Linked DNA regions of Homo sapiens: region 1 is linked to region 2. A link is a loop called in an ENCODE intact Hi-C map of the cell type or tissue named here. Cell type or tissue: A673. All regions are shown on one strand. Each heading gives the region's core, and the rest is flanking DNA. Links, peaks and the distances in the headings are about the cores only. Region 1 overlaps ANO5 (anoctamin 5). Region 2 holds the start of ANO5 (anoctamin 5).

The links. A loop is a pair of places that touch in the nucleus more often than their neighbours do. Peaks named below come from ENCODE experiments on the same cell type or tissue, not always from the same donor. Only the 100,000 strongest peaks of a DNase experiment are listed, where the experiment ranks them.
Region 1: a loop joins it to region 2, with 2.0 times the contacts of the local background. A loop is called at or near these places in 6 of 110 quality-filtered maps.

What each region holds. Positions count from the first base shown.
Region 1 is chr11:22,237,644-22,249,504 of GRCh38, forward strand. ANO5 (anoctamin 5) reads left to right here. Exons shown (of 22, transcript NM_213599.3): 9 at 1,926-2,041. Among named protein-coding and RNA genes, the nearest start is that of ANO5, 50 kb to the left of the region's middle. In A673, for the core only: a CTCF peak has its summit at 7,523 (motif pointing right); a DNase peak (open chromatin) is centred at 7,568.
Region 2 is chr11:22,187,082-22,198,942 of GRCh38, forward strand. It overlaps ANO5 (anoctamin 5), which reads left to right and starts at 6,004. Exons shown (of 22, transcript NM_213599.3): 1 at 6,004-6,451. The coding sequence starts at 6,412. RefSeq lists enhancers at 5,162-5,251, 5,482-5,541, 5,572-5,641, 6,292-6,381, 6,632-6,821 and a silencer at 5,822-5,871. In A673, for the core only: no CTCF peak of the experiment used is centred there; DNase peaks (open chromatin) are centred at 5,940 and 6,810; H3K4me3 peaks cover 2,791 bases; H3K27ac peaks cover 1,441 bases.

The DNA of each region.
Region 1 (11,861 bases), core at 3,218-11,217, 51 kb after region 2:
AGTATGAGAATTTACTCCAGGTCAGTTCAACACTGATTAGTTTTTCTGTAAGAGTAGAGGAAATTTTCCAAAATGAGTCGCCATTTTCAACAGGAGTGTCAATTTAGTAACTTAAGTATTAGAAAAACCAAACAGCCTCTTCTTTTTTTCAACAGCCCTTGAACACATATATAGTAAACATCCACTGAGGGTTGGTTCCAGAACCAATCCCCGGACCCTTGGATACCAAAATCCCAGCATGATCAAGTTCATTATATAAAATGTAGTAGTATTTGCATATAGCCTACACACATTCTTCAGCATACTTTAATTCATCTCTAGATTATTTATAATACCCAATACAATATAAATGTAAATCGTTGTTACACTGTATTGTTTTTAAATTTGTGTGTGTATGTGTTTACTGCTGTTTAAAAATATTTACAATCTGCTGTTGGTTAGATTTGTGGGTGCAGAACCTGCAGATACAGAGGGCCCACTGTCACAATTTTTTTTTCCTGGGGCAAAGAAACTCTTAGGAGATTATAGATTCTAAATACTAACATGGACGTTTGGTAAAGCAGAAAGATCTAAAGTAGGTTAATAAACACTTTGCATTGCATTCTGTCCATCTTTCTTCACAAAAGACCTCATAGTTTTTTTTTTTTTTTTGAAGATTTTGAGTTTTTTAAAATTAATTTTTAGGGCATTAGTTCTATTCTTACAATGCCATATCATAAAGCCAAACTAATGTCTTCAGTCATCAGCAATTTTAAACTATGCATGTAGCCTTTCAGTAGAGTCATATAGGCTCATTGGAAATTCGATGTCACTGAGCTATCACTGGAGATAGCTATAACTTACTGGTGATTTTACTTTTTAATCTTTCTTTACTTCTGAATGCAGTGTTAGGCACTGGATTTTCCCTTATGTGCTTTACAGAATCATTTTTCAAAATACCCACATAGGCTGCTTTTTTGGTTGTTTAATTTCTTAAGATTCAGTTGGATTACCTACAGAAGAAGAAAAAAGTTGGAATCTGGGTGATATAAAATTTAACACCTTATCATATAAAGATTTTCACACGTGCTAAATTTTATTTTATTTATTTTTTTAACTTTCTTTTTCTTTTATTATACTTTAAGTTTTAGGGTACATGTGCACAATGTGCAGGTTAGTTACATATGTATACATGTGCCATGTTGGTGTGCTGCACCTAGTAACTCATCATTTAACGTTAGGTATATCTCCAACGTGCTAAATTTTAAACTGGATATTTATTCAGTGCTGCCTTCAGCAGTTCATTTGTCTGCAGTAAAAACAGAATGTCTTAAACAGCCACAGTGTACACAATACTTTGCTAGGCCATGAAAAGATATTAATAATATTAGTCAGTATCTAACAATGGGAAAAGAACTTATGCATCAAGCAATACCAAGCCCCTTAAATGCTAAAGTTTGTTGTAATATTTTAAGTTCTTTGGGAAATGGCTATCAGTGAGGACAGAACAGGAGTCTCTTCCAGTAATAGCAGTATGACTTTGGATTAGTTGCTTAATGTTCCTTGAAGTTTAATTTTTTCATCTATAAAAAAAAGTGTTAGCCCATTTCTAAAGTCCTATCCAGCTGTATAGTGATATGGCTCTCTGGGCCGTGAATATTATATTAGGATTTGAGTAGAGAAGAAAGGGCATTCCAGGTGAAAGAATAGCTTGAGTAAAGCCAAAGTCTTATACTTTTACTTGCATTTTGAGATAGCTTTGTGTGATAATTTAATAAATAAATATTATTAGTTTATGAAATAATTTCACATCAATTGAATATGAAATCTAAAAGTAAAAGAAAACATACCCTTGTTTACTAACATTCTTAGAACAGCAGTGTTTATTTACTTCGTCTTTGTCTTTTGCTTCGTCTTTTATGTACCCTCCTCTTGAATATCTGCAGGGCCAATATTGGAAGCCATCAGAACCTCCCAATCCTACCAATGAAAGATACACACTTCACCAGAATTGGGCTCGATTTTCCTATTTCTACAAGGAGCAGCCTTTAGACTTGATTAAGTAAGTTTCATACACAGGATCAGACCAATTAAAACTTGATAATGTGATTTTTATTCACAATGGCATAATATTTTTTTTACTACTATTTTCTCCCACTACATTTCACAACTTCTTGATTTCATATCTACACTATAAATTAGCAATTCATTTAGGAGAATGTTGTTGCTAAACTGATGAAAGACAACAGCGATAGTATGGTGGTTAGGAGGTTAGACCTTAGCATTTAGCTAGGCTGAATTCCAATCCAAGTTCTGTCTCTTGAAAGCTATATAAATTTGGTCAAGTTACTTAACCATTATGAAAATAGATATAACAATATTACTACTTTTTAGCACATTAGTTATAATATCTATACTATCTGTAAAACGGGAATAGCAATATTACTACTTTTTAGCATAGGGGCTAACACTTAGTGTTTAATACATATTAGTTTTTGTTTCTCTTGGAGTCCAGAAATTTGGAACATAAGACAAAGGTTGTGTATGGATGTTTGTGTGTGTGTGCTCTCAGTGAGCTGTGAAGACATTTGTTCTATGACCTCAATCCTTTAGATAGTTTCATTAGCTAAGCAAGAAGACTATGGTTGCAGGTTATCACTTTAAAGCATAGCAATACTACAAGCATACAAGATATTAGGAGACATATGATTTTATTCAATGAACTATTAGATTAGAGATCTCTTGCTACTATAGGCAGTGTTTTTTCCTTGATGATTTATACTTGCATTGCTATGCTTACACAGCATCACAGTATCTGTTTCATGAGACTGATTTGAATGGATCCATCCAAATCAACTGAAATGTTATCTCAACAGTATGTTTAAGTCAAACTAGAGGACACATTTTGGAAAATTAATGTCACTTAGTCAGTTTATAAACTGGGGCTTTTGATAAATCATGCAAACTCTTTCTTGAATGGCTATTTTAACTGTTTTGAATAATAATCATTTAATACTTTAAGTTATAAAACCAGAATATTTATCAAAAACATTTCAAATAATTAAGAGATGAACAAAGTTTTAAGTGAAATTCTACCTTCATCAAACTCCACAAAAATAACTAGGCTTGATTTGGATAATATTGATTTAGTCCTATTTTTGTGTTCCTGCATAAAAAAGCAGAAACATTTTTTTTTCTGAGAGCAATGGCATCTTTCTCTTCTCTTTCATGCTAATATTTTTCTTTATTCACTAAATAGTATATTACTGATGTCCTTCTATGAATACACAAAGATCTATCTGATACTATTTAGTGGAACACAGAATGCCTTATTATAAATTTTTCATAATTCATTTATTTGTTTTTCTATTGAAAAACATTAGGCTGTCCCAATTTTTTTATATAATTTCAACTTTTTAATTTTAGATTCAGTGGTATACATGCATGTTTTTTGTGTGGGTATATTGCACGATGCTGAGGTTTGGGGTGCAGATCCTGCCACCCAAGTAGTGAGCATAGTAACAAATAGGGAGTTTTTTAACCCACACCCCTCTCCCACACTACCTCCTCTAGTGTATATCGTAGTCATCCTTATGTCTATGTGTATTCAATATTTAGTTCCCACTTACAAGTGGTTTATATATACCACGTTTTATTTATCTGCTCCACCATTAATGGTCACCCAGGTTGATACCATGTCTTTGCTATTGTGAATAGTGCTGCAATGGACATATAGGTGCGTGCATCTTTTTGGTAGAACAATTTATATTGCTTTGAGCATATGCCCAGTAATGAGATTGTTGGGTCAAATGGCAGCTCTGTTTTAAGTTCTTTGCAGAAGCTCCAAACTGTTTTCCACAGCAGCTGAATTAATTTTCATTCCCATCAACGGTGTATAAATGTTCTCTTTTCTCCCAAATCTCACCACCATCTGATATTTCTTGACTTTTTAATCATAGCCATTCTGACTGGTATGAGATGTTATCTGATTGCGGTTTTGATTTGCATTTCTCTGGATTAGTGATGATGAGCATTTTTTCATATGTTTGTTGGCTGCTTGTATGTATTTTGAGAAGTGTCTCTTCATGTCCTTTGCCAATTATTTATTGGGGTTATTTGGATACTGCTTGTTGACTTGTTTGAGTTCCTCATAGATTCTGGATATTAGACCTTTGTTGGATGTGTAGTTTGTGAATGTTTTCCCCTATACTGTAGATTGTCTACTCTATTGATACTTTCTTTTGCTGTGCAGAAGCTCTTTAGTTTAATTAGGTCCCACTTGTCAATTATTTTTTGATGTTGCAATTGCTTTTGGTGACTTAGCCAAAAATTATTTACCCAGGCCGATGTAGAGAAAGATACTTCTTAGGTTTTCTTCTAGGATTTTTATAGTTTGAGGTCTTACATTTAAAACTTTATTCCATCTTTAGTTATTTTTCTATATGGTGAAAGATAAGGGTCCAAGTTTTATTCTTCTGTATATTGCTAGTCAGTTATCCCAGCACCATTTATTGAATACGGAATCCGTTCCCCATTGCTTGTTTTCATCAGCTTTGTTGAAGACCAGATGGTGGGAGGTGTGCAGCTTCATTTCTGCTTTCTCTGTTTAGTTCCATTGGTCTATGTGTCTTACCAGTACCATGCTGTTTTGCTTACCATAGCCTTATAGCATAGTTTGAAGCCAGGTAGTGTGATGCTTCCAGTTGTGTTCTTTGTTGTGTTCTTTTTGGTTAGGATTGCTTTGGCTATTTGGCCATTTTTATGGTTCTATGTTAATGTTAGAATAGCTTTTTCTAATTCTGTGAAAAATGTCATTGGTAGTGTGATAGGAATAACATTGAATTTGTAAATTGCTTTGGGCAGTATGGCCATTTTAATGATACTGATTCTTCCAATCCATGAACAAGGAATGTTGTTCCATTTATTTGTGTCATCTCTGATTTCTTTCATCAGTGTTTTGTAGTTTTCCTTGTAGAGATCTTTCACCTCCTGGATTAGCTGTATTCCTAGATATTTCATTTTTTGTGGCTATTGAAAATGGGATTGTGTTCTTGATTTGACTCTCAGCTTGAACATTATTGCCATATAGAAAGCTACTCACTTTTGTCCATTGCTTTTGGGTCCTGAAACTTTACTGAACTCTCTCATCTGTCATTTATGAAATCTAGGAGACTTTTGGTGGAGTCTTTAGGGTTTTCTAGGTGTAGAATCATTTGGCAACAAAGAGAGATAGCTTTACTTCTTCTTGTCCTATTTGGATGCCTTTTATTTTTTTTCTCTTGCCTGATTCCTCTGGCTAGGACTTAAGCACTATGTTGAATAGGAGTGGTAAGAGTGGGCATCTTTGTTTTATTTCATTTCTCAAGGGGAATGATTCCAGCTTTTGCCCATTCAGTATGATGTTGGTTGTGGGTTTATCATAGATGGCTCTTATTATTTTGAGGTATGTTCATTCAATACCAAGACTATTGAGGGTTTTTTAATCATGAATGGAAAGGGATGCTGAATTTTATCAAAAGCTTTTTCTGCATTTATTGAGATGATCATATGTTAATAGTTTTTCCTCTTAATCCTATTTATGTGGTGAATCACATTTACTTATTTGCACTTGTTGAATCAGCCTTGCATCTCAGGAATAATGCCAGTTTGATCGGATGTATTAACTTTTTGATGTGCTCCTGGATTTGGTTTTCTAGTATTTTGTTGACAACTTTTGTGTCTGTATTCATCAGGGATATTGGCCTGACATTGTCTTTTTGTTGTTGTGTCTCTATCAGATTTTGGTATCAGCCTGGTGCTGGTTTCATAGAACGAGTTATGGAGAAGCCTTTCCTTTTTGAGTTTTTGGAATAGTTTCAGCAGGGTTGTTACAAGTTCTTCTTTGTATTTCTATCTGCTAGTATTTGGGTGTGAATTCATCTGGTCTAGGGCATTTTTTGATTGGTAGATTTTTAAATTAATGATTAAATTTCAAAACTTATAATGGTCTGTTTGGGTTTTTACTTTCTTCCTGGTTTAATCTTGGGAGCTTTTGTGTTTCCAGGAATTTATTCATTTCCTAGATTTTCTAATTTATGTGCATAGAACTTTTCATAATAGTATTGGAGGATTTTTGATTTCTGTAGGATTAGTTATAATATCATCATTGTCATTTCTCATTGGACTTATTTGGATCTCCTTTTTTTCTTTGTTAATATAGCTAGGGTGGTCTGTCTTATTTATTCTTTTGAAGAACCAATACTTGGTTTCATTGATCTTGTGTATAGATTTTTGCATCTCAGCATCCAGTGTTAGTATTGATATGTGAGATTTTGATCTTGTCATCATGTCGTTAGCTTGTTGTTTTGTAGACTTGATTGTATAGTCTCTTTATAGTGTCTTTGGGCTATGTGTTTAAGTGTGTTTTGTGATAGCAGGTGTTGTTCTTTCATTCCATGTTTAGTACTCTCTTAAGGACCTCTTGTAAGCCGTGTCTAGTGGTAAAAAATTATCTCAGAATTTGCTTGTCTGAGAAGAATTGTATTTCTCCTTCACTTATGAAGCTTAGTTTGATGAGATATGAAATTCTTGGTTAGAATTTCTTTTCTTTAAGGATGCTACAAATAGGCTTCCAATCTCTTCTGGCTTGTAAGATTTCTGCTGACAGGTCTGCTGCTAGCCTGATGAGCTTCCATTTGGATGTAATCTGACTCTTCTTTCTAGCTGCCTTTAAATTTTTTTGTTCGTGTTGAACTTGGTGAATCTGATGACTATGTGCCTTGGGGATATAGTGTCTCATCAGGGTTCTCCATCTTTCTTAAATTTGTATATCAATTTCTGGTGAGATTGGGGACATTTTTATAGACTATATCCTCAAGCACTTTTTCCAGGTTGTTTACTTTCCTGTCTCAGGAATGCCAATAAGTCATAAGTTTGGTCTCTTTATGTAATCCTAAATTTCTTGGAGGTTTTGTTCTTTTTTTTTTTTTTTTAACTTTTGTCTGGCTCAGTTGATTTGAAGAACTGGTTTTTGAGCTCTGAGATGCTTTCCTCAGCTCGGTCTATTCTGCTGTTAATGCTTCCTGTTGTATTATAAAATCCTTGTAGTGATTGCTTCCATTCCAGAAGTTCAGTTTTGTTTTTTCCTAAAATGGCTATTTCATCTTTCAGCTCTTAGATTGTTTTACTGGATTCCTGGATTACTGGATTGGGTTTTAACTTTCTCTTGAATCTCGATGAGTGTCCTTTCCATTCTGAATTGTATGTCTGTCATTTCTGTTGTTACCATCTAGTTAAGAAGCATTGCTGAGGAGCTCATTTGAAGGTAAGGGGACACTGACTTTTTGAATTTCCAGAGTTCTTGCACTGAATCTTTCTTGCCTGAGAGGGCTGGTGTTCCATTAATTGTAGTATAAGTTGAGTATAGTCAATTGGCTTCATTACTGGGTGCTTTCAGAGAGCCAAGGCTCTGTACAGGGTCTTTATTTGTAGCTGGATTCTTGCCTTGGGTTTCACAGTTTTGTATATTGGCAGAATGTTTTTGGTGTTGTAATTTGGTTTACTATCCAGTAGATGGCACTTAGGAGTAAGAGCCAGCAGATAGGCTCAGCCTCGCAGCGCTTCAGTATTTCTGCCTATTCACAGCAGTGCTCTGTGGTGGGGTGAAAAGAGAGATGACCCTCTCTCCTTGCTGGTATGCTTCGGGATCCTGGGGGAGACCCCTCTGATCGCTGGCACTGTGTCTGTGTTTCCTTTGTTACTTGCTAATTTCAGTATTACTTCTGATGTGATCTGATATGATTTATAATTTGCTCTACTTATCTCTGGAGTTCAATCAATTTTTGTTTTATATCTTTCCACTCTTCTCTATTCCTTTTTTTAGTTTTTATATTTCTGGGGTTTTCTTGTATCAGCAAATATTTATTTGAGAAGAGTTCACTCTGTTTTTAGGTTTTTATTACAGTATTATTCAATTTCATGTTATTTGGGGAGAATTATCAGACTAAATTATTTACTTCACATTTTCTGATTTTGCTTTTGTTTTGCATGTTTTTTTATGGACGTGGCCTACCTATTTCAATTTGTTTTTAATTTATAAACAGAGTTTCTAGCACTAGAGTGCCCCTCTCTGTTAGTCCATCACACATTCTCAATGTGTTGTCTGTAGACACCTTTCTGCAGTGTTAAAAATGTCATTTTCTCATTGTGTGCCTGTGTTTTGACTGTGGCTCATCACATGAGGTCAGGGGTAGCATTTTCTACTTGTGGCATCATGTCGGCACTCAAAAAGTTTCAGATTTTGGAGAATTTTGTGTTTCGAATTTTCAGATGAGGGATGCTCAACCTGGTGAATGGGAGTGAGGGAGAATCTGTTTCTGTGTGTGCTGGACCTGAAGCTTCCTGTGAGTCTCACAGCTGTGGGCACCCATCTTCCCTTGCCCTGCGCAGCCTATTTCTTTCATTTCTACGAGATTCTAACTCTCCTATTTTCTTTTTTCTGTTTACTGACACTCCTCCAAAGAGTACCAGTCTTCTCTTTGTATCTGATTCTTCTCAAGAAATATTGCTTATCTCAGGCTGCCACTTCCAGTCTCACTCTTTTCAGATCCTTTCTTATAGATTATAAATGACCAAATCCAAACATATATTCTGCATTAGGGCATTTAGTTAAACTTTTCTCTAGGGTTATTTTAGCTGTGTTTCTTTATGTTTTCCACCCTACTTTACATTTTTCCCCTATAATTTCTTAAACATCTTCACCTCTCTCCTGTGTCTTAGGTTTGTAGCAGCAGGTGTTGTTTTTATTTCCTTAGTTGCAGGTAATTTGAGGATCATGACTTTCTCTGTCATGATACTGAAGGCCTGTATTGGGTTTGGGTGTTTTTCCTCTCCTTGTTGATTTCATGGGTTTTAGTAAAGGTTTTGTGGGTAGACTTGATAAAAGTTAAAATATTCTTAAAATAGAAAGAATTTGCCTGTAATCTCAGCACTTTGGAAGGCCAAGGCAGGCAGATCACTTTAGGTCAGGAGTTTGAGACGATTCTGGTCAACATGGTGAAACCCCGTTTCTACCTAAAAAATAATAATACTACTACTACAAAAATTACCCCAGCGTGGTGGCGCACACAACTGTAATCTCAGCTACTTTGGAGGCTGAGGCAGGAGAATTGCTTGAACCTGGGAAACAGAGGTTGCGATGAGCCGAGATCGCACCACTACCCTACAACCTAGCACAACAGAGTGAGACCCTGTTTCAAAAAAAAAAAAAAAAAAAAAAAGCAAAAAAGAAAAGAATTTATTCATATATGCATAATTACAATTGACACATTTCTTTTAATGAGACTTTATTAAGCATCACTACATATCAAGCAAGGTACTGTGCCTACAAAGATAATCAGATGGTGGTTTCCTAACATGAATTTGTTTGCAGGAACACACACAAATGCGTATTAGTTACAGCACAGTAATACTCCAAACAAAATACAGAGGGAAAAGCACCTATCTTCATGACAACCTCTAGGAAAGCTTCACAGTGCTTTTGAACTATGTCTTGAAAGATAAGTAGCAGTATAGTAGGGAAAGAAGTTAGGTAAGAATATCTCAGGCAAAGAGAACACACAAGAGCATTGTGTGTTTGTTTAGTTCTTCAAGTAGGAGTGTTGGCAAAGAAGATTTGAATGTTCACCAGGAACAAAATCCTGAAGAACAATGCTGAAGTAAAAAGATGAAGCTTTGAAGGAAGAAAAGGATATTGCTCAATTTTTCTTTAGAAACATCATTTTATTGGAAACAAAAGATAATTTAGATGGATATAAGATTGAACTCAGGGAAGTAAAGGCTGTTAAAATTGTCCAGCAATAAATTTTGGAGGTCTTTTCAAGGCATTGACAACAGGAAGGAGAGGAGACTATGAATTAGAAAAAATATTTTTATGACAGAATTCATTGGCCCTAATGGATTATTGGATATGGAGGACAAAAATAAGGAAGACAGAATGATAGGGTGTCTAGAAAGAGATACAGTTTATAGGAATCTGAGTTCCTAGATTTCACATATTTCATGTTACCTCTATACCAAACATCACTTTAATGTCCAGATATCTGGAAGTGGTTTTTCTGCCTTTTGAGCACAGATAGTTTTGTCACATTAGATAATATTTTTGGGGAAAATGGCAATGCTAAGATTGAGAAAAATGGGCTGATGGAGCATATAAAGTTGAAGACTGATCACTGGCACATCAGCTCTATCAGCTCATTTTTTTTTCCTTCCAGCTTACACTTCAGGTAATTTGTTTTTGATATCCATATGTTGTATGTTAATGCTTAGAAACAAAATTGAAATACTGCTACATACTAAATAGCATAGACTAAATATATGTGTGGTACAGATAATGTTATTACAATGTGAGGATAATACTGAAGCTAAGTTTCTCAGATGTTTATGGATTCATTGTAAAAATAAGTCATTTTAGAAAAAAATGTTTGCATTGATTGATTTATCAAGATTGTATTCAATTTAATTCTATCATCATTCTTTTGATTATTTACTATGTCTTCAACTAAATATTACATCTTGGAAATACAAAATGAGAGCAGTCCCCTCACACAGTATCTAACACACATCTACCTATCAGATGCTGTGTTAAATGGTGCAGTGCCACAGATCAGTTGAAAGTCTAATAATTAAAATGGACAGGTTAAAAAAGATCATAGATTTAAATATATGGCATATTTTTCTAAAAAATAATACTCAAAAGAAGGCTCTCCCTATATTTGAGCTTTTGTAGAGTGTCTCATGTTATTAGATTTCTCTTATTTTCTTAGTTATGACTAACAAGATAGTTTAAATTAAATATTAAATGTGATTTCAATAATGTATGCATTTTTACCATATTGCAAATCTAAGAAATATCTCCTGCTTTCTGAGATCCTGAAAGATTATTTCGTTGTTAATCTGTTACTGTTAGATACCCAAGTCCAAAGTTTAGTAAGATAATTTGTATATTTCCACATGTAATAAATACTTACCTGATTTCATTTAGTAAATTCTCAGCAATTTCTTTTTTTGACAGGTTTAGAGTTCTTGAGGGATTTTGTTTTTTATGCTCAAGGAATAAGACTTGTGACAATTGAAAAGGAGAAAAAAGTAGTACTTTAAAACTAAGATTGTTGAAATATCCAGTTTCCTTATGAATACTTAAAGAATTTTTAAGTTAAGTCTATAGCAATAATGTTGATATTATATTTCTAATAACATTGATTCTGCCATTTTTAAAACATTAAAAATAGACATGGTAAACAGTAAATTTCATAAAATATATTTTTGTACTTTTTCTGATTTTGATGTCATGTACTATTACAATAATTTCTACATTTTTCAGAAAAAAACTGGGAGAAAAAGTTCATTCACTCTGAGTAAGCTAAGGAAGTTGTGAATGGCAGATTAGCAAGGGAATATGATGGCATTATAATTTAATTTCAAGTTTATAGTGATCTGGAAAACCAAATTAGGGAAATTAACAATGCAACAATGTTCATCATCACTGAAAAGAATGAAAAAAGACAGGATAAACAGAAAGATGCCTATTAATATTAAGAGTGTTGAAATATGAAGAATGGGATGTTCAATAAAGTTAATATTGAATATGATAAATACATTTTAAAATCTCATTGAGAAAAAATGTTTATAACCTTTATGTTCAGATATGTGTTCTTGTTAAGCATATATAGAAATTACAATTTAATATTAAGTACTTTCACAGAATCATATGGCATGCTACTAGAACACAAAAGGTATCACATCTTTCTGCCTAGGAAACTGTGGAAAGACTCACAGATTTGGTGAGCTGGGATCTATATGAATAAGGAGGAAGATTAATCAGGTTAAACAACAACAACAAGAAA
Region 2 (11,861 bases), core at 2,312-10,311:
GACATTATTATTATTTAGTTTTCATAACAACAACATCTGGTGGATATGATTACTTCCATTATATAGGTTAGGAAGGTAAAGCTTAGAGGTTTGTGAACCCACTAAGTTCAAAGTTGTGTAGCCAATAGGTGGTTGAGTGAGAATTCAAAACTGGAACAGATTTGCTTGATCCAGAATGGTATGACTTTATTGTCCATGCATTTCCTTCTACATTGTACTGCCTGTAAAGTGGGAGTCAGTTATGGGAGGAGACTCAGAATGTCACAGGTCTTGCAAGCTGTTGTGGAAAATTTGGAAAGAGGCATTGGATTTAATGACTGATACAGGTCAGTGAAGAATGATCTTGGAGAGAACAGTTTTCTTCAGTGGCGTGGTAGTGTTCAAAACAGGATTTGATGGATGGTAAAGAAAATGTAGAACCAGTGTGTGTAGACTCCTTGATGGAAGAGTTTATTGGTAAAAGATCAGAGGAAAATTGCAATATAGATTTGTCCATTCAAACCCCAAAGTCCAGATTCTTACTGCAATATTTGATGTAGCCAATATACAGCAGTTGAATTCAATTTTGGCCCCTGTTTATGTGTATGCTAAAGAAAAATAACAATCCTAAGCATATGCCACTTAAACAAGAGGATGTGATTATACCATGAAACACTTGTGACCATAGGAATATAGCAGTGCTAAGTCAAAATAGGTCTTATCTCACCCCTTCCTGTCATTTGCTGCCATTGTTTGCCAAAGGTCTAGCACCTGTCTTCAGAGGAAAGTCAAAACGTTAGTGCTCAGATGGTGGGATGAATTCCTGAATTACTGTTGGCTCTGGTAGTTTCTTCCGATCAATTTTATAGTTTCTTTAGAACTAGAAAATTAGTTCTCAGAATGGCACTTGGCCACCCAATGTATATAATACAATTACTCAACCAGCTGCTTGAAAGCAAGGGACAACAGAGAAGTCAGCTACTGGCTGACCTCAGGCAATAGGAAATTTGATGATACTCCTTGGTCAAATCCTTCATTTAACATACATTTATATAGAACCTTTCTGTGTCAGGCACCATTCTAGGTACCACAGATACAACAATAAAGAGAACTGACAAAACCTCAGCCTTCATGGAGTTTATATGCTAACACATATGCATAAACAAACACATATAAAAATCCAGAAAGTCTTTACTGCTGTGAAGACAAACAACACAGAGTAAGCAGATACTGATGTTGGGTTGTTGCCTTAGGGTGGTCAGCAAAGTTGTTTCCAGGGAAGTGACATTTGCATGAAAAACTGAATAATGTAAGACAGTTAACCATCAAACATCTGTATGAAGATCTTTAGGAGGAGTAGGGGAACAGCAAGTGCAAAAGCCCTGTGATGGGAAAGTGCTTGTTATGTCTGAAGAACAGCAGTATGACACCATGGCTGGAGGGTAGTTGGGGAGGGAGAGAGACGTGGGAAATAATAATGGAGACTTAGTTAGGGCCACATCATGTAAATAGAACTTTTGCAATTCTATAGACAAGAACTATGTTTTGATTTTTCCCTAAGTCCACAAAATAGTTTGTGATAGAAAGCCATCGATAGATTGAAAACGGGAGTATTATTTGTAACCTCAGTTGCTGTTCCATGCAGGCGTAGGAGAGAATAATGCTTCCTTGCTCCATATCTATTGCTGAACAGTTCTCCATGATCTCTGTAGTCTGAGGACAAATGACAGTTTTCTGGTTACAAGACAGAGGGGATATGCCACCCTAGGCATTGAGATTGGGAAATATCAAGCATGCATGTGACTGCCAAGTATTAAACCCCATTTTCTGATGACCAGTAGGGTTCCAGGTATCAGCACATAAAGTGAGCTTTTTCCGAGAAGAATGAAAGATGGCAGGCAGAAATGAACAAGCTAGTAAAGAGGACTGAGGCTTATTGTTAAGGTCTGGGGCCTAAAAATGTCAGGATTCAAAGTGATCAATTTGGAAAATAAAGAGATTTGGACCCTCCTCTGAAACCAGGGAGTAGTGAATATGTAGAGTCAGAAAGTAACTGCAAATTCCAGAGAAACTGTGGAAGCAGCATTTTGTAGGAGTGTGGGGGAAACAACACCCTCAACTACTATTCCTACCTTCTGGTAAATCTATTACTTTAAATTTACCTCTGCCAGCCAATAAAACTTTTTCATGTTTTGGTACATTTTAATTGTTTCCAAAGTCCTTTCATGCATAGGATTTATTTGACTTTTACAACAACCTGAGAAATGGCTGGAACAAGTTAAGAAACTTCACATCCAGAGAAGGGAGCTGGGGATCAAAGAAGCCAAGTCATCTGTCCATAATCACTGTGCTGCCCACCTTATTAAGGGGTAAGGATTTAATGTGTGTCTTTTCACTCCTGCACAATGCTCCATGTATTAGAGTATGGCATTTTATGTGAACTGCAGAGATATTCAAAATACATGGAATAAATGAAATTTTTAGGTGTTAAGAAAACCATTGCATGATAAGAAGTCCGAAAGGATGGAACTTCCAGGAGTCAAAGTTTTGATATGTGAAGAAATAAAAAAAAGCAAACTAATCTAGGCCACAGATGGGAGGTACCACATCCTTGCTTTAAATACTAGAAGGAAAATATATTCATTAGGTGGCTTCCTGAGGCCTTTACTAGTCTTCGGAGTCTAGCTTGTAAACTTATGCTCTTTAATCTGATTAAGTTCAGTGATTCAATCAGCCTGCTAGAATAATAAAAACTTCACATGCAGGGGTTGCTCAAGAGTGTACATTTAACTTTCATACAGCTTAGGCTCTTTTTTTCACATACTGTACACTTACATTCCTGAGATGCCTTTCCTACAGGGAATTCACACTTTTACTGATTAGCAGGCATACAAATACTGTCAGGTGCCAGTTGATAGTTTAGTTTCCAAAATATCACCATTTATATCTTTATAACTATGTTTACATGATCGTTTAAAAACTTTGGCATACTACTCAGGATAAGATATAAAAGGCAAATAAGAAAAAGTGTTACCAGATGCTTGTAATAATTTAAACAAAGGCTGAAATCATTTGGATGGTTAAAAAAAGACAACTTTTGGGCTATATTCAATACTTAACTGAATGTTCAATTACATTAAAGGAACACATATAAATTACTCAGAACGTAATTCTGGAAATGTATGGTTAAAGATTGTATCTAACGAGGCAGAGTATAGTGATGGAGGAGAAAATGGGCATATCCTAAAAGTATAAATGTATAAGCAATATAAAATATGTCAATGATATGAATATAGAGAATATTTCTCTCAAGATCTAAAGAGTTATGGTCACAACCCAGACCTTTATTAGAAGGACACAGCTGGTTTTCAACTCTTGCTAACAAAGTTTAAAGCATGTTGATAACAATCTAAGCAAATTCAGCCTGAAAATGTTTCATTTAGTATGGAGCAAAATCATCAACATATAATGTCTTCTCATACACATCATTTCAAATACAGAACAGAATAAAAAAACATGAAACAAGGAATTATATAAAATACTAGAAAAATAATTTTATTTTCTTTATTTTAACTTCATCTATATAAAGCAAAGATTCTCCCCAGCTCTTAACTCACAATGTCCACAGCATCTAGAAAAATACCTGATTTCAGGAAAAATATTAGAAAACATTCATATTGTAGAAATTTTCTTAGAAGCCCAAACAAGGATTAATAATCAAGAGATGATAACCAAACACTTCTATCACAATTAGTCATTATAATTTAATGTGTAAATCTATGCTTATGTATAGTCACCTTTCAAACACAATTCCAAATTACATCAAGTAGGGAATTGCCTACCTATAGTCTTAAATCACTTGACTAGAGCTCATGTATTCGTAGACATATAGGCAGGAAAGTAAGGTATAGGGGCAAAACTGATTTCCAGTTCCGTGGTTAATCATAACCTTTACCAAACCACTTCTCTCTAGGCCTGTTTCCTTATCTGCAAAAGGTGATTCTCAGTTCTGAAATATCAATAGAATGGTGGGTGGGGAGGGGAATGCAGTAGCAGAAAAATGAAGAAAGGTCAAGACTTCTTTGGTCACCTCATCCTAACTTTCAAATCACCCCATCCTTATCCTAAACTCAGAGTCACTGATATGGTTCGCTGCGTGGCATGCCCAGGGAATTGTAATAATTCTCACCCTGAATTGTAATAATCCCCACGTGTCAAGAGCAGGGCCAGGTGGAGATAATAATGGGGGTGGTTTCCCCCATGCTATTCTAGTGATAGTGAATAAGTTTCAGGAGATCTGATGGTTTTATAAATCGGAGTTCCCCTGCACAAGCTCTTGCCCTCCCCCCATGTAAGACGCACCTTTGCTTTTCCTTTGCCTTCTGCCATGATTGTGAGGCCTCCCCAGCCATGTGGAACTGGGAGTCCATTAAACCTCTTTCATTTATAAATTACCCAGTCTCAAGTATGTCTTTATTAGCAGCATAAGAACAGACTAATACAGTCACTCCCTCCTCATCACTCAAGGCTCTCAGCTGAGACCTCTACCTCACTGTTAGTTCATCATCAGTCTTATTTCCCCGCCATTAGACAGTGAATCTAGTCTCTCAATTATTGTGTAGTTGGCAGTTGATCGGGTCTCAAAAACACAGAACCAATGCAGAGGGGCCTGTGAGGAGTAGAACGACCCATTCTGCTTGAGGTTAAAGTTCTGGTTGGGGTGGGCAGGAAGTGGAGGGGGGAAACAAAGTAACCCTTTGAAATGGAGTAGGGATCAATGTAATATGAGTTAATTTTCTTTTCTTTTTTTTTTCTCTTCTTCCTTCCTCCCTCTTCTTTTTTTCTTTTCTTTACTTTCTTTTGAGACAGGGTCTTGCTCTCCATCACTTAGGCTGGAGTGCAGCGGGATGATTGTGGCTCTATGTAGTCTCAATCTTCTGGGCTCAAGCGATCTTCCCACCTCAGCCTCCCGAGTAGCTGGGACCACAGGTGCCTGCCACCATGACTGGCTATTTTCCAATTTTTTGTAGAGACAGGGGTATCCCTATGTTGCCCAGGCTAGTCTTGAACTCCTGAGCTTTCAAGCGATATCGTCCAGCTGAGATGATGACAGGCGTCATCCCAGCTGGACTATAATATGGGTTAATCTTAATAGCAGCTAAATGTTTAACACATTCTGTGGCAAGGACTGTGCACCGTGCTTCTCTCAACAGCCTAGGAGGTGGGTACTATTATCATTCTCCTTTAAATATGTGGAAACTGAAACTTAGAGAAACTTGCCCCACACTATCCAACTCTTAAGGGGCAGAGGCTGACTTGGAACTCAGGCCACAAGGGATGACCTTCCCCCACCTGTAGAGGGCAGAGATCCTGCTGGGAACCCAGGAAGCAGGCAGGGCCAGGAGAAAAGTCAATACTCCCGCTCCAGACGCTATGGGGAAGGGGCTGCTGGCACCTTGGAGTCTCGGGCCATGAGCCGGCCTTAAAAGGGAGGGGTTCCTTTAAGGGAGAGGGACTTTTCCCCACGAGACCAAAAGTAACTCCCAACTGGGAGAGGGGTTCTCTCCGAGTGGCACGCATGAGCGGATCGATGAAGACCCGGCCAACCGGCTGAGGGAGCATCGGGACCCCCTTTGGGGATCGGAGGAGGAGGATTCCGACAGGAGGGAAGCGGCAGCCCTGGGGAACCAGGATTCCTGGTCGTGGGTGGACCCAGTGGAAAAGGACGTGCGAAGCCTGTACAGAATGGAGCAGGCCGGCCAACAGGGCCGGGGGGCGGCGGGTCCCGAGGAGGGACGGGAGGCTGCATGTCCGGAGGAGGTGCGGGAGGCGGCAGAGCAGGGACCTGGGGACGGCTTGAGCGGAGAGGAGGGGGCCAGCGTGGAGCCAGCCGGGCCGGGGGGCGGGGAGATGGCGGTCTCCGAGGGTGGGGCGCCGGCCGGTCTTGCGGTCTGGAGGCGGGGAAAGAGGCGTGGAAACAGGGACGCAGCGAAGGGGAAAGGAAAGCTGCCAGAGGGCAGGAGTGGAAAGGATCCTGGCGAGCACCGGGAGGAGTGGCGGCTGCGGGATCAGCTGCCGAGCAGGCACAGGGACAGGTGCCTGGAGAAGTACTGGGAGAGCGCCCAGGAGCGCTACCGGCTGAGGGTGGGGAAGCGCAGGGCCAAGCGCGCGAAGCAGGTTGTGGGGGACCGGGTCGAGTGGAAGTACCCGCCGGAGAGGAAGGCCGGCTGGCTGTGGCGCCCAGAGACGGTGGAGTCCGAGGAGGAGGAGAAGGAGGCCTGCAGAAGGAAGAGCAGGCCCTTAGAAGTCCAGCAGCAGCAACTCCGGCGGCCCACAGTCAGATTCAGCACCTGCCTCAGATCTCCACGTCTGTCTCAGCTGCCCCTCTCCTGCTGCCTCTCAGGCACCAGTGCCATTAACGAGCTGGCGAAGATGGGCGACCCGGATCTCCTGGAAGTGTTGGCGGAGGAAGGTAGGACCGCGCCAAGAGGCGTCAAGGGAGAGCCAGGCTGGCTGCCTGCACCCCTCCACCCGCGGCGCAGAGGCCCCGGGGGACGTTGGCGGCCCTGCGGCCTGAGTCCTAGGGAGGTTCGCTGCGTGGCGTGCTCAGCGCGAAACCGGGACTGCGGGGCAGAGTCCCCCGCCTGGGGTGAGTGGGGTTGGTTTCGGCGCCCCACAGATTTCTCTGCTGCTCCTGCGCGCCAGGGACCTGCGACCTGTGACCCCTATGGTTCCGGAACACCCTCCTTGCTCCCCTGCAGGCCTGGGAACCGCCGAGTAATTCAGGGCTGCTAGGCTAGCGCTGCAGTGCTTGGGTCTCCGAACCCAGCCAATGGAAACGAAGGCTTTCCCAAAAAAAGCAGCAGTATAGAGTGCAAGACAGCTATCCCACGTGTAAGGAGCTGGTCCTTGAGTCTTATTACCTCACTCTCTCTGCCCGTTACTTATCATGCTTTGAGATGCTTGTTAATTGTAGGAGTAGCAGATCCTAAAATCTATCAGTTTGAGATACTGAGAGCCATAGGCACTTGGAAAAGCTGCTGCTGCTGCTGCTGCTGTTGCTTTTCAACAGCTTTCATTAAGCCCTTTAGTTCCGTTGAGAAATATTTATCCATTGTTTGCCAAAGCCTTTACACCACCTGTATTCCGTGGACCTATTTTAATACATGTATTTTCCTTAAAATGCACATACTATTTTGCTGCTATCTCCAGGACCCCAGTTCCTTCAATGATATTTTATTTTCATGTCTTGTTTAGTGTTGGATTTAAACACAGAAACAGTTTTCCAAAGTGACAAAAGATCTGATCATTACTATTCAGTCTTCAAAGGCACCGGGAAATACCGTGTGTTACTGCATCCTCCTCGTTCCCTTTTTTAAGCAGCTTTATTGAGATATAATCTATATACTGTAAAATTCACCTATTTGACGTGTAAAGTTGGATTTTTTTTAGTGTATTTACAGAGTTTTGTAACTATCATCATAATCTAATTTTAGAACACTTTCATCACCCCAAATAGAAACCTCTTAGGCAGTCACTTCCCATCCTCCCCACTTCCTACCAGTAATCTCTTTATTGTCTCTATAGATTTGCCTATTCAAGACCATTCGAATAAATAGAATCATACAACATGTGGTCTGTTGTAACTGGCTTCTTTCTCGTAGATTAACGTTTTTGAAGTTAATCCATACTGCAGCTTTTATCAGTGCATCATTCTTATTAATTGCCAAATACTATTCCGTTGTAGAGATATAGCATACCTATCCATTCATCGATGGTAGGATTTGTGTTATTTCCACTTTCTTTTGCTTCTATGAATAATGCTGCTATGAACATTGATGTATCAGTTTTCATATGAACATATGCTTTTATTTTCCTCGGGTATATATCTAGGAGTGGAATTGCTGGATTATGTGGTAGCTTTATATTGAACATTTTAAGAAACTGCCAAACTGTTTTCCAGGCATCTGCATGTTACCTTCCCATCAATAATGTATGAGGGTTCCAATTTCTGTACATACTCACTAACACTTGTTATTGTCTTTTTTATTATAGCCATCCTAGTGGTTGTAAAGTGGTATCTCAGTGTGATTTTGATTCTATTGTGATTTGATTCTACTGACTAATGTAGCAAGTATTTTCATATACTTATTAGTTATTCACGTTTTTGGAGAAGTGTCTATTCAGATCATTTGCCTGTTTACAAAAATTTAGTTGTATTTTTCATTATTGAGTTGCAAGAATTCTTTATATATTCTGAATACAAGTCCCTTATTAGATATATGATTTACAAATATTTCCTCCCATTCTGAGTGTTATCATTCTATGTTCTTAATGGTGTCAGTTGAAGCATACCCCCCTTATTTTTTTTTTTTTTTTATTTTTTGAGACAGGGTCTGGCTCTATTGCCCAGGCTGTAATGCAGGGGCATCATCTCTGCTTACTGAAACCTCTGACTCCCAGGCTCAAGCGATCCTGCCACCTCAGCCTCTGGAGTGTCTTGGACTATGGGTGCTGCACCACGACCTCCCCAGCTAATTATTATTTTTTTTATGAAGATGGGGTTTCACCCTGTTGCCCAAGTTGGTCTTGAACTCCACAGCTCAGCTGATCCACCTGACTTGGCCCCTCAAATTGCTGGGATTACAGATGTGAGCCACAATGCCCAGTCACACTCCCCCATTTTAAAAAAGGGCCTTTGTAATCTATTTATGCTTACATGTGATCCAAATTGTGCCTCTGATTAGGGTGGAGGTGAGAGAAATAGATATTGATGAGGAATACCGTATATTTGATGGCTGGGACTAATTACTGCATTCTGCCCAAATTCCTGTATCTAGATATATTCAAAGAACCAGAACCCAAGCATCAGGGAAGTGTGGCATTGATGAGATCAGGGCCTAAAGAGCAGCATAGTTCAGGCCACTCATATGACTCGTATATTTTTAGATGTTTCTTAGCATGTCAGTTCTTTTGCTGGTTTAGTTTTACTGCCCATTATTGAGACCTGTGTTCTTATTAGGTATCTTAGCCTACTTTTTTTTATTGCTATAACAGAATACCACAGCCTGGGTAATTTATAAAGAAAATATTTCGCTTTTGGTTCTGGAGTCTGGAAAGTCCAAGAGCATGGTATTGGCATCTGACAAGGACCTTTGTGCTGCCTCTTAACATGTTGGAAGGTCAAGGGAGCACATTAGACCAAGAGATAAATGTGTCCAAACTTATCCTTTCATTAGGAACCCAATTCTAATGTAACTGTTGCACTCCCATGAGAATGGCATGAATTCATTCATGAGGATGGAGCCCTCATGACGTAATCACCTCTTCAAGGCTCTACCTCCTAATACCATTACAATGACAGTTAAATTTCACCATGAGTTTTGGAGGGATATTTAAACCATAGCACTAAGATGTATGAAAAGTTCATTGTTATGAGAGTTTTTTTTTTTTTTTAATGAACATTCCAGTGGATTTTTAGAACTCTGCTTCCAGATATATTTTCTCTTGGATTTAAATGACACTGTTGGCTGGGTGTGTTGGCTCACGCCTGTAATCCCAGCACTCTGGGAGGCCGAGGCAGGTGGATCATTAGGTCAAGAGATCGAAACCATCCTGGCCAACATGGTGAAACCCCATCTCTACTAAAAATACAAAAATTAGCTGGGTGTGGTGACATGCACCTGTAGTCCCAGCTACTCGGGAGACTGAAGTGGGAGAATCCCTTGAACCTGGGAGGCGTACGTTGCAGTAAGCCAAGATTGCGCCACTACACTCTAGCCTGGTGACAGAGTGAGACTCCGTCTCAAATAAATAAATAAATAAAATAAAAATAAAATAAACGACACTGTTATGAAAACAAAAGTGTTGGCTGAAGAAGGCTGAAAAATTCAAGTTCCAGAGCATCAATTTTTAATAGCTACTTTCATTTCTATGTTTTAAAATATAAGAAGACTTTTTAGACTAAATTTACCCATATAGGTAAGCCTTGATTTTGTATGTGCTTTCTAAATCACCTTTAAATACTGAATATGAGAGTTAATTTATAAAATTGATTGTAAGAGAGACAACATAACATTTTGCCTTTTAGACTTAATAGATCTAAGATTTATTACATCTTCTCTACTTTTTTCACAATTAAACACATGAGGAATCAGTGATCTCCAATTGGCTAATTTCCTACTATCTTCTAATTTTAAAAATGAAATTCTAATGGCAGAAGTTAATAGAGCACTTAATTAGTTACATAAACAAACATTGCCAGTAAAATGTCATTGCTGGAATTTAACTTTTTTTTTTTTTTTTGAGGTCTTACTCTGTTGCCCAGGCTGGAGTGCAGTGGTGTGATCATAGCTCACCATAGCCTCAAGAAATGTTTATGCTTTAGCTGATTTATGATACAGTTGGTATTGGAAAAGACAGTTTGAGACTTTAGCATTGGAAAAGGCAGATTAAAACTTGAACGTTAGGTTGTTTGCATCTTTACGGCTATGTTAAGCATTGTGTCCAACTAAGCCATCCGTCTTTAGTAATGTTAATATTTGATTAGAAATATTTTATTTTATACTGCTAGTAAGAGTGTAAACTGAGAAGACCAGTTGGTAAGTACAAGTGCTATTTTTGGGCTGTGGATTTGCTGGAGTGTGTATTCTTAGTCATGTGCTTTCAGTGAAAACTCAAGACTCAGTCTTTAGGCTGGCTTTACTTTTGGCAAGTATTTGATGATTCTCCACAGTGATTGGTACCAAATCTTTCATATCCCTGGAATCTAGCCCGCAGGGAGAGTATAGTGCTATCCATTCATTTTAGAGGAAGTTGGAGGAATAGAAAGAAGCTGACAGAGTTGTTGGCTTCAAATCCTGCCTCTTCAGTCAGGCCTCAGTTTTGACAGAGGTTTTGGTGATTATGCATAGTCACAGCATCTTTATACTCCATGAGGGAGTATGAAAGTGTCTGAGTCTATGGTCTGTGTGAACATCTAATTGCAAGGGTGCATACATGTGAGAGAGCTAGCGAGCAGTAAGTGTGCAGGGGTGAGAGGGAGCATGGTGTGTGTGGAAGTAAATCTATCCTCTTGAATGTCCCGATGTTTCACAAAAGGATGCAGTTGACAAAATGTGTCTCTGTTGGTTCTCTGGAGCTGACAGTCTTGTGGAGGGATGTGTATTTGAGCTAGGTGTCCAGAGAGGGCTGCATTCAAGGTGGTATGGGAGCAGGTGGGAGGCCAATCCAGGGGACAGTTGAGGTTTCAGGCAAGGCCTGAAAGGAGGAGGTCTAGGCTGATATAATGTGAAAAATAAGCAAGAGTTAGAAAGGGAAGAAACAGTGTTAGTTCTAGAGAAAGAAAGCTGTAATTTTAAAGGTTAAAGTGTGAAAGGAGAGCTAGTAATAATAGGAGGTAATCTGGGGGATTCATATTGTCCCTTTTCCACATTCTCAAATAAATGCATCGCATCAAATTTTAATAGCAGCTTGAAAATATTTTTTCACCTACTTGTTTTATGTTAAATGGAACAAAAATAATTAGGAAAAAGAGGGGCTAGTGTTTGCAGTTTTTCAACTTTCTTTTTGTAAAAATAGAATTGTAAAACTCTTTAAACCTAGCTTAAGGTTTGCAGTTGCTTGATTGTTCTGTGATTGGAACTATATTTTGTTTGATGCATTGTTCTTTGGCATAATAGTGACTGTTTTTGTCCTTAAAAAAAAGCCTCTCTAAGTCAATGTTAACTATCATATCTTGAGACACAAGGCTTGTATTTCTTAGAATCCTATTCTTTATCTATTCACTGTAAAGCCATTCTAAATTGGTCTCCTTTTCATTCACAGATCTAACGAGAGATGATCAGGATCAGGATCAACTGAGTTTTGAGCTATGTGTTTAG